Regions from separate parts of the Homo sapiens genome. Here region 2 is linked to region 1. The links are chromatin loops, found by intact Hi-C in ENCODE. Cell type or tissue: endothelial cell of umbilical vein. All regions are shown on one strand.

Region 1 (2,500 bases):
ACGGAGTCTTGCTCTTTTGCCCAGGCTGGAGTGCAGTGGCACGATCTCAGCTCACTGTAACCTCCACCTCCAGAGTTCAAGCAATTCTCCTGCCTCAGCCTCCCGAGTAGCTGGGACTACAGGCATGCACCACCATGCCCGGCTAATTTTTTGTACTTTTAATAGAGATGGGGTTTCACCATGTTGGCCAGGTTGGTCTCGAACTCCTGACCTCAGATAATCCACCCGCCTCGGCCTCCCAAAGTGCTGGGATCACAGGCGTGAGCCACTGCACCTGACCCTTGATGGACATTTAGATTGTTTCCTTTTTTTTTTTAACTAACACAAATAACACTGCAGAAAATAGCCTCAAGTAACTTTGCACATTTGTATGTTTTTTTGCAGAATAAATGCCTAAACATGGCAAATCTAATATGTTTGTGATGGTTTTAAATAACCTCTATAAATTATTTGATCCTCCTCCCATCAAAAGTGGAGTTTAATTCTCCTCCCTTTGAATATGGGCCAGTATTCATACTTGTTTCTAATAAACAATGTGGTAGAAGTGGCACAGGGTGGCTTCTGTGGTTAGGATAGAAAAGGTGACACTGCTTCCACCTGGTTCCCTCTTTGTCAGTTCCTCATCCTTGAAACACAGCCACTTCACACTGGAGAGAAGCCCAAGCCACATGGAGGGGCCGCAGCTGGCCGCCAGACCCACCTGAGGTCACAGCCGACAGCTGGCATCAACCTCCAGCCTTGAGAGTGAATGAACCTTCGGATGGCCAGGTCCCATCTCATTATTTTATATCGAAATGATTTACTCTCAAAAGAAAAATGAAAGAAATACAAATTATAGCAATGTTATCTTTAGCAAGGACTGCTTGCAAGGTTGGCCCTTGGTTCGTATCTGGGAAATTGGATTTGGGGAGGGTTCCCGCCCTTCCCTGATATGAATGGCTCACTGCCCCTAAACTGTGTAAACACTGTGGTTTATGTCTTCGTACTGGGAGTCCAGAATTTTGGTACATGCTAGGCAGAGGGGGCCTTTGTGACTAGCCTGCAGTAAAACCCTCGGTGCCAAATCTCTAGTGAGTGTCCCTGACAAATGACATTCCACACGTGTTGTCCCAACACACTTCTGGGGGAAGTGGGCGCGTCCAGCATGTGAGAGGGTCTTGGACCCTCACACTCCATTTCCTCTGGACTTGACCCATGTGCCTTTTTCCTTTGCTGAATTTGCTTCATTTCCAGTTGTCGTAATACATCATAGCCTCGAGTATCACTGTATGCTGAGTTCTGCGAGTTCTCCTAGCCAATCAACAAACCCAGGGTGGTCTTAGAGACCCCAACACGCCACAGCAACAAGACAACAGGGAAGCCGGCGCTTCCTGTATGTGTATACATTGCTGGTGGTACCTGGGCACTGTGAGAGCAACACAGCCTGTCTGTTGAGAGCCACTCAATGTCCACTTCCTCTGACTCAGTAATCCCATCTGGGAATGTGTCCTTTGGCAACAATTCCACAGCAGGAAGCAGAGGCTTGAAGATATTCATCACAGCTTGTGCTAAACCTGAACAAAACCTAAATGCCCAAGAAGAGAAAAAATTGGTTAAACACATTATCATGCATCAACTCTAAGAAACTGGCTACAATGAGATGTGTAAAGATTATAAAGCACCTGTGGTCCCAGCTACTCAGGAGGCTGAGATGGATCTCCTGAGCCCAGGGAGGTGGAGGCTGCAATGAGCTACGATCATGCCACTGTACTCCAGCCTGGGCGACAAAGTAAGACCCTGTGTCAAAAAATATATATATATATAAAGAGAAACATGAAAAAATATTGCTGATACATTAAAAAAAAAAATTTGGCCAGGCATGGTGGCTCACGCCTGTAATCCCAGCACTTTGGGAGGCCAAGGCAGGCAGATCACTTGAGTCAGGAGTTCAGGACAAGCCTGGCCAACATGGCGAAACCCAGTCTCTATTAAAAATACAAATATTAGTCGAGCACGGTGGCACACCTCTATAATCCCAGCTACTCAGGAGGCTGAGACAGGAGAATCGCTTGAACCCGGGAGGCGGAGGTTGTAATGAACAGAGATCGCCCCGCTGCACTCCAGCCTGGGTGATAGAACGAGACTCTGCCTCTAAATAAATAAATAAATAAATAAACAATTTTAAGCTGGGTACAAAATGGTAGGCACATTGACAGCAACTGTACAACCAACAAGTAAGACCCAAAGCGGCTACTTAGAAGTGAAAACGGTTGGGGCTACAAGAGGAAGGCCGGAGCGGATTTTTCCATAGATAAATTGGGCCTTCCTTTAATGTTGCTGTTCTGACGAACCCGGAGCTTTCTGGGGACGTGGTGGGAGCAGCTGACAAGGCAAGAACTGTGGCTCTGGGTGCTTCCTCTGCGGTCACCGCCTGGTAGGATGCCTTCAAGGTGTGCGCGTGCGGGAAGGAGAGAGAGGGTGGTAAAGCCAACGTTTTCATCCAAAAAGCAGAGGCTTACGG
Region 2 (2,500 bases), 190 kb before region 1:
GAGGCGGGATCTGGAGCTGAGGGCGTCCCTGCCATCTCGGGGGCAGGCCAGCTGGCCCTTGGTGGAGTTCCTCCCTCCCTCCCCCGACGTCTGCTGCTGGGTGATGATGGCTTCGTGTGCAGATGCAAAATGTCACCGTAATTAAAGCAACAAATCCAGGGCCAAGACTTTAAGGGGTGGCCTGAGTACACGGGGCTCCTGCAGGAGTAGGGGAGCATGATTGGAAGCTCTGCCTCACCCCCTCTGTCACATTCTCCCCCAAGTCTGTCTTCCGGAACTGAGCCCAGAGACTTTAAAGAACAGCCCACTTGGCCTAGTGGCTTTCTCCTTGGGGGCACGCGCCTCCAAGGAGGACGAGAGCTGAGCTCCCCAACCTCCGGGCCACTGGGGCTCCTCACAGGATGTATGTGGTCCCCAGAAACACAAGCATCCTTGTCTGTATGACCTGTGTGGCCCTCTTCAGGCGGCGGCCCCTGGTCTACATCACTTTCTCATTCTCCTCAGCGTGCCCGGCCTCCTGCTGTTCATTCACTCCGTTCTCTCGCTTTCCTAACCGTGCTGGACTCATCCTCACTGCCCACCGCTGAAGACTCTTCTCCCACCCCGCAGGCGGGAGGCCTCCAGTGGCTGTCTCTATATCCTCGGGCCCCACACAGTCTCTCCAGGCCCCAGGCTCCCCCCACCGATTTTACAGTGTGGTTCACTGTAATAGTTTGCTGGTCCTGTATATTTTAAATCATCTCTGGATAACTGATAATATCTATACAATGTGTTATACAAATCATTGTTATACTATATTTTTATTTGTATTTTTTATTGTTGTATGTTATCATTTATTTATTTTTTTCAAATCCTTTCCACCTTCCTGTGGCTGGATCCGCACATGCAGAACGCATTGTTAGAGAAGGCCAACTGCATGTAGCAGGTCCTCAAAGAAGAATGAATAAGTGAGTGAATGAGTGAATGCACAAAGAAACAAGGGAACACTTTGGTGACTACGGGAAGGACCGCATGAGTGGGAGTGGGTGAATGACGGAGGGAGCAGACATGGGAATGAATGAGTGGGTGACTGAGCAAATGAATGAGTCAGTAGATGAGTAAGTAAAGGCCAGGCATATTTGTTGGCGACAGTGGCAGAATGAACGAAAGAAGCCCAGCATCTCAAAGGGCAGGATATGGCCCCATCCTCTGCTGCAGTTTCAGGAGTAAAGTAAACAATGACAAAGCTTGGGTCAAGTGTGACTCACGGGATGCAACTAAAACAAGCAAATATCACTGTGAGCTGCAGGGTGCATTCCCAGCTCCGGCCATCAGAAAACCATGGCAACTGAGCCCTTCTCTCCTCTTAAGGCTCCAAAGCAGAAGGCTTACCCCAAGAAATGGGGAGAATTCCACGTTCCATGTATACGGGACATTTGGGATTTTCTTTCTGAAAATGTGGGTCCCGAGATGTGGCCCCTTCCTCTCACTTTTGCCCTTTTCCGTCAGTTTCTTTCTCCTCGAACTCTCCTAAGGCCTCTGAAGCATTAGTTTACATTTGAAAAATATATGTTGGGCTGTGTGACCTTGGAGAAATCACTCCACCTCTCTGAGCCTCGGTTTTCATGTGATCAAATAGAGATGATCCATTCGCGGCATAGCATTGATGAGATAATAAGCACATTTCTTTTTGCCAGAATTTAGATTTTATTTTGTGTTGTTTGGGTACAGTTTGGTGGGGTGGGGGGACAGGGGTAAGGAGGTGGCTGGATGCTGTAAGAATTTATCAGTGCCTGTCTCAGGCTGCTCCACCAGCCTGGGAGTTCCTGGTAGGTAGATTCTCTTATTCATCTTTGCTCCTTCCTTTATTTTCTCCATTTAAAACCATTTTCTGGGTGCTTGCTGAGGGGGCCATGTGCTATGTAGTGGGGCTGCTAAGGTTAATGGGACTCAGTACCTGCCCCCCTCTGCCCAGAAAGTGGGAGAGGGAGCCACCCAGGTGAGCAGGGAACATAAAGAGCTCTGGCTGAAATGGTGGAAGTCTATTCTAGGCACCAACAGGCCAAGATGGGGCAGAGTGGTGAATTACATCTGTTGGGTGGGAGAAGCCATGGAGAATTGAGTAGGGCATCCCCAAGGCCAAGTGGGTTAGTCTGTTCTCACGTCACTATAAAGAACTACCTGAGATGGGGTAATTTATAAAGAAAAGAGATTTAATTGGCTCACAGTTCTGCAGTCTGTACAGGAAGCATGATTGGGGAGGCCTTAGGAAACTTACAATCATGGCAGAAGGTGAAGGAGAAGGAGGCATGTCTTACATGGCCAGAACAGGAGGAAGAGAGTGAAGGGCAGGGGAGTGCTACACACTTTGAACCAATCAGATCTTATGAAAACTCATTCACTATCACAAGAACAGCAAGGGGGAAATCTGCCCCCATGATCCAATCACCTCACACCAGGCCCCTCCTCCAAAACTGGAGATTACAATTCTACATGAAATTTGGGTGGGGACACAGACCCA

Evidence for each region. A loop is a pair of places that touch in the nucleus more often than their neighbours do. Peaks named below come from ENCODE experiments on the same cell type or tissue, not always from the same donor. Only the 100,000 strongest peaks of a DNase experiment are listed, where the experiment ranks them.
Region 2: a loop joins it to region 1, with 7 times the contacts of the local background. A loop is called at or near these places in 2 of 110 quality-filtered maps.

What each region holds. Positions count from the first base shown.
Region 1 is chr2:11,127,323-11,129,822 of GRCh38, forward strand. It overlaps FLJ33534 (Putative uncharacterized protein FLJ33534), which reads right to left. Exons shown (of 9, transcript NR_040080.1): 2 at 1,662-1,776; 3 at 1,399-1,564. Among named protein-coding and RNA genes, the nearest start is that of FLJ33534, 3.6 kb to the right of the region's middle. RefSeq lists an enhancer at 2,460-2,500. In endothelial cell of umbilical vein, no CTCF peak of the experiment used is centred here; a DNase peak (open chromatin) is centred at 1,479; H3K27ac peaks cover 886 bases.
Region 2 is chr2:10,935,203-10,937,702 of GRCh38, forward strand. No RefSeq gene overlaps it. Among named protein-coding and RNA genes, the nearest start is that of KCNF1, 25 kb to the left of the region's middle. RefSeq lists an enhancer at 322-1,521. In endothelial cell of umbilical vein, no CTCF peak of the experiment used is centred here; a DNase peak (open chromatin) is centred at 1,159; H3K27ac peaks cover 1,959 bases.